3 separate regions of the Homo sapiens genome follow, and all the other regions are linked to region 1. A link is a contact called in ENCODE Hi-C or POLR2A ChIA-PET data. All regions are on one chromosome and are shown on one strand. The core of a region is the stretch at or near the end of the contact, and the rest is flanking DNA. Distances in the headings are between cores, read along the strand shown.

What was found. A loop is a pair of places that touch in the nucleus more often than their neighbours do. ChIA-PET counts read pairs that join two places held with the same protein, here RNA polymerase II (POLR2A). Pooled maps may share reads with other maps.
Region 2: a map with no recorded cell type shows a loop between it and region 1 (6-fold over the local background). The contact joins the enhancer-like site here to the promoter of WDR36 in region 1. A Hi-C loop is called at or near these places in 2 of 37 single-sample maps with no recorded cell type and 7 of 50 pooled maps.
Region 3: a loop to region 1 is called in a pooled map, with 4 times the contacts of the local background. The contact joins the enhancer-like site here to the promoter of WDR36 in region 1. A Hi-C loop is called at or near these places in 7 of 50 pooled maps. POLR2A ChIA-PET finds 5 or more read pairs at or near these places in 3 of 52 experiments (activated CD4-positive, alpha-beta memory T cell, activated T-cell and naive thymus-derived CD4-positive, alpha-beta T cell).

What each region holds. Positions count from the first base shown.
Region 1 is chr5:111,089,840-111,094,277 of GRCh38, reverse strand. WDR36 (WD repeat domain 36) reads right to left here and starts at 1,930. Exons shown (of 23, transcript NM_139281.3): 1 at 1,660-1,930. The coding sequence starts at 1,821. RefSeq lists an enhancer at 1,641-2,080.
Region 2 is chr5:111,253,293-111,257,867 of GRCh38, reverse strand. The region is part of intron 1 of CAMK4 (calcium/calmodulin dependent protein kinase IV); the gene reads right to left. Among named protein-coding and RNA genes, the nearest start is that of CAMK4, 31 kb to the right of the region's middle. RefSeq lists enhancers at 2,680-2,729, 2,890-3,159, 3,380-3,469, 4,278-4,367, 4,508-4,557. Within about 2 kb of position 3,012, at least 3 of the 41 ENCODE cell types and tissues checked have a DNase peak (open chromatin) inside an H3K27ac peak, as active enhancers do.
Region 3 is chr5:111,334,865-111,339,463 of GRCh38, reverse strand. The region is part of intron 1 of CAMK4 (calcium/calmodulin dependent protein kinase IV); the gene reads right to left. Among named protein-coding and RNA genes, the nearest start is that of CAMK4, 110 kb to the right of the region's middle. Within about 2 kb of position 1,488, at least 2 of the 41 ENCODE cell types and tissues checked have a DNase peak (open chromatin) inside an H3K27ac peak, as active enhancers do.

The DNA.
Region 1 (4,438 bases), core at 681-3,180:
GGATTCAATGAGTAAATTTGTGTAAAACAGAATGGGGCCAGTCATATAGTAACTGCTCAATACATGATAGCTACTACCATCACTACCACCACCTATTCACAACTTGTCTAGTTTCCCCTGTAGAAGAAACTAATCTGTAGGACTGTAGGAAGTCTGACTGGGGACAGCATATATAGCCATAGTCATGGGATAGAGCACTTGTAGACCCAATTAGTGACTTAGGTTCATTAGCTCCTTTTTTTTTTCTTTTTACTCCCAAGTATTTTCAGTTTTAGAGGTCACAGCCCAATGCATTGGTTAATCTGAGCAGTGTACAGTCTGGGTAAAGAACATTTACATGCCATGATGTTACGAATGTATCATCAGTGTTAGAACTAGAGGAGAACTTAAAAGCCATCTTTATTATGACTAAATGTCAACACACAGTAAGTAAATTGTTAACTTTATAAAATGTACAAATATGTTACTCTCCTCACCACAGGGTTTCTTTGGAAGTAGAATATAGGGAAAAACACCTGTGTCTGTGTGTAATGCAGTGTCAGGAAAGACACTGTACCAAAGACAAGATTTCAAGAGTTATTTCAGTAATAAACTCAGAAAAATTACATTTCAAGGAAGAAAACATTAACCAGCAAAAGCAAAAGTTAGCAAGCAAGGAACAAGTGCAGAGAATGGTAACACTAAATACTTTCACATGATTAATATGGTTCTAACCCACCCTGTCTCCATTACCAGCTCAGACTCTGAGAAACCCAATTGCTCTTCACCTCAGCTCTGCCCTCACTTTCCTTTTCCACTAACTCAACTAGTTCCTACCTCCCAGCTCTTTTTGCTAATAAGCCATTTGATATTCACAATCCTCCAAGAGAGACAACTCTACCTGTTTTCCAGAAAAGAAAGTACTTAATTAACACTGACTATTATCATCCTCCTCATCAAGGTTTCTGTTCTCACAGAGGTTACATTCTTTCGGAGAAGACAAAAGAAACAAGTAAACAAGAGACACTATTACAATGATCGATGAACTGTTATAGGAGAAAAAATCATCACTAACAAGTGATTTATCTGAAATTTACTTTAATAGATTATATAAAGGTGCTACGGTATAATGACACCTATGTTGCAAAGAAACGGCTGCAAGGCTTAGAGTGACAGTGCCAGACACTTTGCGTTAGTTGAAAATAACTGATTGCTATTAGATATTTTCCCTAACGGTAATTAATCTCACCATCTCCGGTTCTCCCAATGTATTCTACCTAGAGTGAATTTCTAACTCAGCTCGTGTCACCAATAACGTAATAGCGTGCATGTTTTTCTCTCTCATTAAGAATGCAAGAGGTAGAGGTTTGTCTTAATTATGTTTCCACCTTCAAGGGAAGGTCAATAAATATTCACTGAACAAATATTACTGCCATACAACTGAGATGTTCTCTAGCAGTTTCCCCTTGGCCAGGCTGCCTCTGAAACACGCCCCAGGAGGACTGCAAGTGCCAAATCAGCACGTGGACGTGACCGGATGGCGAAATATTAATAGGACAGGGAGGGGTTAAAGAAGGGAAGCCCGTGGTAAATGGGAAGGGAGAACCGGACTGCTCCAGGACAGAGTTAGAGGCCAAGGAGGGTGGTTTTCCTGGGAAGCTAACAAAAGAAGTCACTCACGTCATAGGTGTGGAAACTCTTGCCCACGCAGGTTGTTACATAGAACCGGCGCTTGAGCGCGCTGAACCGCACCACGTGTGGAATGTCGTTGCTGAAAAGTCCCAAGGCCCGGAACCCCGCAAAAAGCGCGCTGGCCGTGCGCCTTTCTGAGGCCCGTTCCATTGCCGCCGCGATCCCAGCTCCTCTCAGCTCTGGTCCTGAAGGAAAACACGTACCCAGTCCCTTCAGCGTGTCTAGTGGAACAGTCCTCTGCCAGAGCTGCAGACACAACACCGCTTCCGGCGCCCGCTGCGAATCGCGTTTCCGGAGACTGCCCTCAGTGCAACACATAAAGTTCTCCCTCCAGAGCTCACATGGGAGGCGTGACTTGGGTTCCGAGGGCCAAGGTCTCCAGCACGTTGCCTAGCATTGTTCTCCAGCTCTTTTGCGGTGGAAGGAAGCTCGTTAGGTTCCGACAGAACCGCAAGGGCGGGAAACAAAGAGGGAAGCGCGACGCCCAGGAGAATGGAGGGGAGGTCGACGCCTTGGAGATGGAAACGATTTAAACATGTGATTATTTAAAAATGTACAAAAACATGAGACTGGAAAAATTTAAACACTGGATATCTGATGATATTAAGGAATTATGTTTCATTTTTACATATGATAGTAGCATTATGATTACGTTTTTAAAGATCCTCATCTTTTGGATACATATTGACATATTTACAGATGAAAACTATAATGGGACATTTCAAAACTGACAGAGGGATTCACTCACAGACCCTCTGGGGAGTAGAACTAATTACTTGTGGGGAGGGAACTGCTCACTTGGGCAACTTGGATAAGTGTAGATTCCTCCCAGAAAAGGAAGATAAATATTAAATGTTATTGGGATTCCTGGATTAAGTCAGTATTCCTTGAGGTCGGCTGTCAAAAGCAGACAGTAGAGGTTCTAAAGAGGAGCTTATCATAATGCAAACGGGAGTCCGGGCAGTTCATTAGAGCTGAGTGCCTTAGGATGCTGAAGGAGACTGATTCCAGTGAAGTGGGTGTCAAGACGCCTCACTCCTCAGGAGCCAGCTGCCTTACCAAGATGTAGGTTTGGGGAACAATCTCTGAGCATGTGAACATTAACTAAAACAGTGGTGAGCTTAGAGCCCAGGACCAAAGTTCAACATATGGAATAACCTCTTCTCTTACTGTTTTATTTCCATTTCATTTCGTTTATGAAAACGTTTTGGCAGCCTATTAAGGTTTGGGTCGAGTGACTAACGTAACTATACTAGTACTTGAGAGGGATAAAAAGGGTATATTTACTAATGTAAATGTACTTGAAAGAGATAAAGAGGGTCTGTCTCTACACAGATCAGTGTACTCTCTCGGGTTCCTTCCAGTTCTAAAATGTAATTATTATGAAACAAAAGTCACTTGTTAGCTAATTTGAATACCTGACTCATACATTCTTGAACAAAAAAAATCTTGATTTATTTTATAGTTCTTGGCACAAAGCCTCAAACACTTTGGATGTTAAGATCATTAAGGGGCAGATGCTAACAGAATGAGAGCTTGTTATTTAGTCCTTGACATGTTGTACTTACTTGTATTTTCATTTGTACCCCGGATTTCTCAATAGCAGTGCACATTTTCAGCCATGTTTTTGGTATGACTTAAAAGTGAACAAGTTGCTAATTATTTGTAAATGTTCTTTAAATTAAAAAAGAGGGGAGAGGGGAGGAGCCAAGATGGCCGAATAGGAACAGCTCCGGTCTACAGCTCCCAGCGTGAGCGACGCAGAAGACGGGTGATTTCTGCATTTCCATCTGAGGTACCGGGTTCATCTCAGTAGGGAGTGCCAGACAGTAGGCGCAGGTTAGTGGGTGCGCGCACCGTGCGCGAGCCGAAGCAGGGCGAGGCATTGCCTCACTTGGGAAGCACAAGGGGTCAGGGAGTTCCCTTTCCTAATCAAAGAAAGGGGTGATGGACGGCATCTGGAAAATTGGGTCACTCCCACCCCAATACTGCGCTTTTCCGACGGGCTTAAAAAACGGCACACCACGAGATTATATCCCGCACCTGGCTCGGAGGGTCCTACGCCCACGGAGTCTTGCTGATTGCTAGCACAGCAGTCTGAGATCAAACTGCAAGGCGGCAGCAAGGCTGGGGGAGGGGCGCCCACCATTGCCCAGGCTTGCTTAGGTAAACAAAGCAGCTGGAAGCTGGAACTGGGTGGAGTCCACCACAGCTCAAGGAGGCCTGCCTGCCTCTGTAGGCTCCACCTATGGCAGCAGGGCACAGACAAACAAAAAGACAGCAGTAACCTCTGCAGACTTAAATGTCCCTGTCTGACAGTTTTGAAGAGAGCAGTGGTTCTCCTAGTACGCAGCTGGAGATCTGAGAACGGGCAGACTGCCTCCTCAAGTGGGTCCCTGACCCCTGACCCCTGAGCAGCCTAACTGGGAGGCACCCCCAGCAGGGCACACTGACACCTCACACTGCAGGGTACTCCAACAGACCTGCAGCTGAGGGTCCTGTCTGTTAGAAGGAAAACTAACAAACAGAAAGGACATCCACACCAAAAACCCATCTGTACATCACCATCATCAAAGACCAAAAGTAGATAAAACCACAAAGATGGGGAAAAAACAGAACAGAAAAACTGGAAACTCTAAAAAGCAGAGTGCCTCTCTTCCTCCAAAGGAACGCAGCTTCTCACCAGCAACTGAACAAAGCTGGACGGAGAATGACTTTGATGAGCTGAGAGAAGAAGGCTTCAGACGATCAAATTACTATGAGCTAC
Region 2 (4,575 bases), core at 1,763-4,262, 160 kb before region 1:
GCTTCCAGGTCCATCCATGTCCTGCGAAGGACATGATCTTGTTCCTTTTTATGGCTGCATAGTATTCCTTGGTATATATGTACCACATTTTCTTTAGCCAGTCTATCACTGATGGGCATCTGGGTTGATTCCATGTCTTTGCTACTGTGAATAGTGCTGCAATGAATATACGTGTGCATGTATCTTTCTAACAGAATGATTTATATTCCTTTGGGTATATATCCAGTAATGGGATTTCTGAGTCTAATGGTATTTCTGGTTGCAGGTCTTTGAGGAATTGCCACACTGTCTTCCACAATGGTTGAACCAATTTACATTCCCACCAACAGTGTAAAAGCATTCCTATTTCTCCACAGCCTCACCAGCATCTGTTGTTTCTTGACTTTTTAATAACTGTCATTCTGACTGGTGTGAGATGATATCTCAATGTGGTCTTGAACTGCATTTATCTAATGATCAGTGATATTGAGCTTTTTAAAATATGTTTGTCACCACTAAATGTCTTCTTTTCAGAAGTGTCTGTTCATGTCCTTCGCCCACTTTTTAATGGGGTTGTTTTTTTCTTGTAAATTTGTTTAAGTTCCTTGTACATTGTGGATATTAGACCTTTGTCAGGTGGATAGATGGTAAAAATTTTCTTCCATTCTGTAGGTTGTCTGTTCACTCTGATAACAGATTCTTTTGCTGTGTAGAAGATCTTTAGTTTAATTAGATCCCATTTGTCAATCTTTGCTTTTGTTGCAACTGCTTTTGATGTTTTTGTCATGAAATCTTTGCCCATGCCTATGTCCTGAATAGTATCACCTAGATTTTCTTCTAGGGTTTTTACAGTTTTGGGTTTTACATTTAAGTCTTTAATCCATCTTGAGTTAATTTTTGTATAAGGTGTAAAGAAAAGATCCAGTTTCAATTTTCTGCTTAAAAGCCATGTCTATTTTTTTAACGGATTTGTCTGAAGGACTGCTGGAATGTTGCTGGCATGACTCTTACTGTCCAAAGTGGTAAACTTTCAAAATACAGAAGACCAAAGATACTGTTGTGAGCAATGAATATCACTTTACAAGTGTGCCCATGGTAGTTAATACATTTTCAAAAATAATAAGCTGCTGCCAAGATTAGAAGCTATAAACAGCTTTAAAAAAAGACTTGGGCTGCCACATTATTCTGGTACTTATGTGTGAATACTATATGTCTTTTCTAGCTCTGAGAGTCAATTACTGCATTTATTACCGATATTGATTGGTAAGAAAAGGCTCATTTTTATTAGGGCTCTCTAAAACTATTGGCCCATTTCAAATAAAATATTTTGAAATAATTCTAGATTCACAAGAAGTCTCAAAACTAGTATAAAGAAGTCCTACATGCCCTTCACTCAGTTCCCCCAAAGGTTATATTTTACATAATCATAGTAATATTAAAACCAGGAAACTGACATTTGTGCAATGTGTGTGTGTAACTCTATGCCATTTTCTCACATGTTGATTAATCTGACCACCAACACAACCAAGATACAAAACTATTACATCCCCACAATAGTATCACTCATGTTCCTCTTTGTGATCACACCCAATTCCACCCCACCATAGCACCACCATACCTAATCCCTGGCAACGACTAATTTGTTCTCTACCTCTATAATTTGGTCATTTTGAAAGTGTTATATAAGCAGAATCACACCTTTTGAGATTGGCTTTTTTCACTAACATATGGCCCTTGAGTCCATCCAAGTTATTTCATGTACCAATCATTTTTTGCTTTTTATTACTGAGTAGCAGCCATGGTATGGATGTAAGACAGGATCATTTTTGTGAGATATCCAGTTGAATTCTGTGATCGATTAGTCTATATCAAAATACATACAGCTATATATATGTGTGTGTGTATGCATTCTAAATATAAGGAAACTGACCTTGGGGAAATGTTTTTAATCTTTACATCATTAGCCTTAAAAACAGTTAATTTCCAATAACACTATTGATTCAACCCATTACTCACATATCCAAAAATACACTGGGAGAAGTTGGCATTTTAAGCGGTATAAAACAGTGGTGAGCAGGAAATGGGCATTTAATTAGAACATCATCAGAGACTCCAAATAGCCATAAAATGATGATACAATGAATCCATAAATGCAAAGCTTCTGAGACTACAAAGACAAATAATGGAGGCTTTGCAAGAATGGTCTGGGGCTTCGGGTATGCAAACACACAATTCAGCTGCTGTTTCCATTCCCGAGACAGGCTCAGCTAAGGTTGTGACAAAATCATGACTCTAAAAGTCAGCAATAAAGATCTTAGGGAACTTTAGATCATGGCTTTTTTAAAGCTTCACTGAATTTACACAAACTCTGACCTAGCTGAAGTTGTCAGCAAAGATAAACAGTTCGGTAAACTCTACAAAGAAATGTACAGAAAAATCAGAAAATCAGCCTACTACACACAAAAATAAACTTGCTGGGCATGAATCCAAGAAAACCCACTCAGATTATCATAAAGATCACTGAAAACACTTTCTGTTTGTAAGGAGAAATATAATTGCTTGATACTTGGGAAGAGTTTTTCCATTCATAGCTCACCAAAGTGAGCAGATCCAATGGAAGTGATGATGGCACAGGATGGGCAGACCAAAGTTATTTATAAGGCTCAGGAACCAGGGCTTCATGGCCATCAACAGTAGTTCAGACAACATGCAACTACAAAATTAGACCTTCAAACAATGTCCATCAGAAATGTACTTCAATTACACCAGGGAATTTTGATACACAGCCCAGTTTAAACACCACATAAAACCATTCTTTTTTTTTTTTAAGTACTAAGTAAAAGTTGGACAAAGTATAGCTTTAGGAGTACTGGGATTTTGTTGGGTTCTTTTTTCATCAATGAGCTCACTGTGATGCTACTGCCATGAGGTGCTTCACATTTCCCCCCAGCATCTGATGTGGGCCTCATCACAGTATTTGCACAGACTACAGAAACAGCTCCTCCAAACCACAAAAGTCCCCAGGGAAATCCCGAGAACCTGACTGCAGTACCCTTTTTACCCAATGATCCACACATACTTGGCTAGTTTCATTTTTATCACCATCACTCACAGAAAGGCAGGTGCCTAATGATGTAGAGCGGTGTGCATGATGCATTGATGGGGGATTAGCAGAAACAACTCCTTCGCCTGGGGGAGCTGGCAATCAGGTGGAAATGTACATACTCAGGAGTAGATGGGATGTGCAGGAAGATTTCTGTGAATGCTGAGAGAAACTGACCCCTTGGTTCTTCAGTTTCCTTCTCAATATGTTAATTTCTTCACATTCTGCATGAACATCATCTCTGACACACTTTAAAACTTGTATTTTGATATTAATATTAGTTTCTGGCATTACAGAGTGTGAAGGCATTAAATGAGGTTAGCAGGTCTGTTCCCTGTGTTTTACAAGGGTGTCAACCCTCTCCACCTCCAGGAAGGGATTCTGTGCAGACATCTGGGATCATCTCACAGCGCACACTGCCATGGCCACGTGGCAGCAATCTCTGCCAGCCTCCCAGAGGGTCTTGTCCACAGTGACTTCCCTTTGGGTGTCAGTGCCCCCTACCCTAAATTCATTTCCTGTCAGTTTCTGTCTTTGTAACAAACTTATAGACATTAATGAAGCAGGAGCAGAGCTGGTTATACCCTAGAAGGCAGAACAAAGGCCCTTGCCCTCAAGTTCCAAAACAGACCTTTTAAGAGTAAAATTTGAGTCACTTCCACATCCATGTGCGGGAATAATCAAGACAATGATAATTTATTCTGAGCTTCTATTTTTCATAAACCAGATTCAATATTCAGATCTTAAACTATGGTAGTTTTACCAGAGTTTTATTTCTGCACACAAAAAGATTTCTGAAATGCTTTTTCCAGGTGAAAAGAAAATGCTTATATATAACATTACAGATAATTTATAATTTAAATAATTGAAATTTATTTGGGAATGGTTTAAATAGTGAGTTGACTTGTCATTATGTAACCAAATGAAGCTGATAATGACAGTCTTATCTCAGATGAAGAAATATCCATGTGCATATATGAATATCAAATTAGAAAATTAAAATGGAAATTTTTGTCTCACTTACTATTGAAAAATGAAAGAAAAGCCTGTATATAATATACTCAATAACCTCTCAGTAGCTAATCTTTTCTGTTTTTCACAAAATGGAATAAAGTCAACATCATAAAATTGTAGCTAAGCATTTTAGCAAATGCACCATGTACATTTGTTCATTTCTGTTCTCTTCAAAAAATTGTCTTTCATTTTTCTCAACATGGAAGCTGTCAGCTATTTTGATATGGCATGGTGCTTCTCTTTCTGCTTCTTTTTAAATGAAAAGTAAGAAACAGAACATAAAACAGTATTGGAGTTCCCCAGGTGACATGACTGAGAAAACCAAATGCTGACCATCTGTTGCAGCAGAACAGCCCAACCCTGTCCGGAACTGGAAATGTCTCTCCTCCCAGGTTCCGGGGCAAGCAGGGCAGCCGGCACCTGCTGCTGGCTTGAGAGGTCTGCCTAGAAAAGCACCATCAGCACACAGCTCTGAGTCT
Region 3 (4,599 bases), core at 239-2,738, 250 kb before region 1:
CTGGGAAAACTGGACATCCAAAAGCAAAAGAATGAAATAAGACCCTTATCTCACACCATTTACAAAGATCAACTCAAAATGAATTAAATACAAATGTAATACCTGAAGCTGTAAAACTACTAAGTGAAAACATAGGAAGAAAGCTCTATAACACCGGTCTGGGAAATAATTTTTTGGATATGACCTCAAAGGTACAGCTAACAAAAGCAAAAATAGATAACTGAAATTATATCAAACTAGAAAGCTTCTGCACAGCCAAGGAGACAATCAGCAGAATAAAACAGACAACCTACAGAATGGGAGAAAATATGTTTAAACCATACATCTGATAAGGGGTTAATATGCAAAATATATAAGGAACTCAAACACATCAATAGTAAAAAACTAAGTAACTCAATTAAAACATGGGCAAAGCATATGGCTTAAAGCAATCTATAGAGTCAACACTATTCCTATCAAACTACTAACATCATTTTTCACAGAATTACAAGAAACTATTCTAAAATTCATATGCATTCAAAAAAGAGCCTGAATAGCCAAAGCAAAAAAGAATAAAGCCGGAGGCATCACATTACTGGACTTCAAAATACGCTACAAGGATACAGTAACCAAAACAGCATAGTACTGGTATTAAAAATGGACACAATATACCAATGGAACAGAATATAGAACCCAGAAATAAAGCCACACACCTACAGCCATCGGATCTTCAACAATTCGACAAAAGCAAGCAATGGGAAAAGTTCTCCCTATTCAATAAATGGTGCTAGGATAGCTGGCTAGCTATATGGAGAAGAAACTGGACCCTCCCTTTCACCATATACAAAAGTTAACTCAAAATGCATTAAAGATTTAGATGTAAGACCTCAAGCTTTAAGAATCCTAGAAGAAAATCAAGGAACCACCTTTCTGGACATTGGCCTTGGCAAAGAATTTTTGCCTACGTCCTCAAAAGAAGTTGCAACAAAAACAAAAATTGACAAATGGGACCTAATTAAACTAAAGAATTTCTGCACAGCAAAATAAAGTAAAGTATCAACAGAGTTAACAGACAACCTACAACCACCAGAGGATTGGAGTGGAGACACTAGGGAGATATGATGTTACTCAAAGGATACAAATGTTTAATTAGCCAGGAGGAACAAATGCAAGAGCTCTTAATAATATAGTTAATAATAATGTATTGTATACTTGAAAATTACTGAGTAGTTCTTAAGTTCTAAGTAAATTTTAATTTACACCATTAAAAATGAGGTAATTCATATGTTATTTAGCTTGATTTAGTCATTCCACAGTGTATACATATTTTAGAACATCATATTTACACTATAAAAATATATAATTATTTCCAATGAAAAATGATTTGACCATATACTTCACCAGAGAAAATGTATGGCTGGCAAACAAGAACATGCAAAGATCCACAGCATCATTAGTCATTTGGGAAATGGAAACTAAAATCACATGAAGATGCAACTACACATTGTGAAAGCTGATTACACAGATTGGATTATCCTTTTCATACCCAACTAAAACAGTCTAGAGGCAGCAGGGCAAGACATTAGGGACACATAACATTGCTCCAAAAACATAGTTCTTTACAAGTCCGGCTGCTGAAACTTGCCTGTTGTAACTAGAGACCAGTTTTCTTTGTAACTGCTGCAACTTTAGTACTAATTTGGCCCACTGCTGTCACTCACCGATCAGAGCTTATCAGTTCCTCAGAACCTTACTAGTGCCAATGACCTTTCTCAAAAAGCAATATATAACATTTCTACTTTTTATACAACCTCCAACCTCTTTGTTCTTTTGACATACTGAAGACCACCTAGTCTGAAAGTACACCCCAAATTGCAATTATTTCTTCTCAAATAAAACATTAAATTTAGAGATGTGTCTTTATATTTTTATTGTGACTTCAACAACACTATTTGAATGACCTAAAAAAAAAAAAAAAGGCTGGCAAGGATGCAAAGCAACTGAAACTCTCACACATCACTGGTAAGAATACAAAATGGTATAGCCACTTTTGAAAACAGCTTGACGATGTTTTATAAAGTTAAACATATCATATGACCTATGTATGTCACTTCTAGGTATTTACTCAAGTAAGATCAAAACAATGTTCACTCACAAACTTGAACCTGAATTGTCACAGCAGGTTTATGAGTAATCACCAAAAGCTAGAAACAGTTTCACTATCCCTCAACTGTGAAGTGGATTAACAATTTGTGATACATCCATATGGTGAAATTCTACCTAGAAATAAAAAAGGAATTAATGAGGGTACACAAAACAACTTGGTTGAATCTCATTTATAATACTCTCACAGGTTGGAGAGGGATTGACTACAAAGTAGTATAGGGGAATTTTTTTCACATGATAGAACTATTTTATATCTTGACTGTTATGGTGTTTACACAACTATATACAATTGTAAAAACAAGTAAAACTGCAATAAAATAGGTGAAATTTACTGTCCAGAAATTATAGTTCAATGAAAATACAGTAAAAAAAAATTTCCAAAAGAACTATATTGTTTAAAAATATTAAAAACCACATTACCAAAATGTGGCTTATAGCATTCAACCCATTCTATGTTCATTTAACAGTAAGTGGTGAAATTTTAAAAAAAAGAAAAAATATAAGAGAAAGATTTTCAAACAGAAGAAAACTAAAAATCTAATTTTCATTCTTATGGAAAATAAAATTGAAAAATTAATGTTACTCAAAAATTCACATAAAAAATATTAAATGGCATCCATTTCTTAATTTCCTCATCACATTCAATTAACCTATCAATAAATTCCATATATAAATCATTGTCTTAGCAAAGCTTTTTAAGAAACAATTAATAAATACGTTTTTGGCTGATCAACTTCAGGACACAAGTATACTAGAAATAAATTTTTAAAGGCAAGAAAGAGTAAGCTAAAAGAAGAACTTATGTGGAAATAACAATTCAACAGTTTCTCAAAAAAATAACCTATATTATTAATTGAAATTAAATAGTTGACTTAAGTGTGTAAATATAATTTTAGAAAGCAATCACATTTTCAGCATGTTCATATAAAAATAAAAACTATTTTGACATAAAGCATATTAACAGTTAATTTTTAATACAGAAAGAACATCTTGTACAGTGTTGCATCTTCATTTCAAAATGGAATAAAGAGAGAACTACCACAAAATTGCCTGAGATTCAAAAGAAGCAAGGAGATTATACATTAGAGGATATTATATTTATGGAGTCATTCAACTGAAAAAAATAAAGCTTTACTGCTCATGTCTATCCATTTATAACATATTCTTCAGCAAAAAGACCAAAGAATTATAGAAATTATTCCATTTATAATTTTTTCTGCCATGAATTTGATGAGAAATGAAACTAATACTTTGAGCCTGATTTCTACTACTTTCTTTTACATTAGTTTTAACAGGAATTCTAGAAAAATTATTTTTGAGCTCTAGTTTTGTCTAATATGGTTAGTTGTTTATTTAAAAATTTAAAGGCAAAAAGTTAAAAATATAGACCACCATATTTTTCATTACACAAAAAGAGAGAGTTGTCAAACCTGTAATGTGTTTGTAAAATCATATGTAGTATTTGTACATTATAACTGAAATACTACGTATAAACTATAATATGTGTACATACATATACAAAATATATATTATATCCCCACACATTGTTCTGTAAAGCTATTAACACCTGATGTTGATACCTGGCACTGCATGCCAAACTTATGGATGGAGGGGAAGGCTCCAGATATAATATTTATTTTCCTGAATATGTTTCAAGTATAAAGCCCACTGCTACCACATTTAGGACTACGTAGTGTAGAAAGGGGCTCTTCATCTGTCAGTTGGCCTTAACATGCTCCTCACGCCTAATTCATATGGAATAACTTTTCTTTCTTTTTCTCCCATAATCTCACCATTTTTTTCTTCCTGTCTTCTTTCTTGCTTTAAAAAAAGATAAATTGGTTTAATTTTATTTTTTCCTCCAAAAAACAATGCAGGAGTGTTGACATAACTATTCACCCACTAGCTGAGAGACAGATACCCATATGGATTCAAAGGGCCAAATACAGATCAAATCTGATTCAAAATGGAATTAGGAAGTCTGGGTTCATATTAATATTTTTGGGAATGAAGATGAGATTGCACAATGTTCAGACAATTTAGCATCAAGGGCATTCTCCTATTAAGGGAGGTTATAAATCAGAAATTGTCTCTTCTAGGAGAGGACATAGTGGGATGTTTGTGATTATTTGAGGGAAGCATTAAAGTTTGACTTCCCTTGCCATCAAGTCTACAATGTACTCCTTGCAAATGCAAGGGAAATTCAGATATGGAATCTCTTATCACACAGAAGTCTGGAAGTACTGCTGACTACCATGTTTCTCCGCTCCAGCTGGATCTCTGCAATGATATGCTTCATGGCCATGTAAAAGTGTCTTTGCTGAGGTTATTAGGTCACGTAAGCTATTAAAGAGTTTCACTTTTTTTTTTAAATGGGAGGTATCTTGAGATGAAATCAAAAAATCTTGTTATCTTTTTCTAATGTTGAAGATGCTTGGTTACAAAGTATAGTTA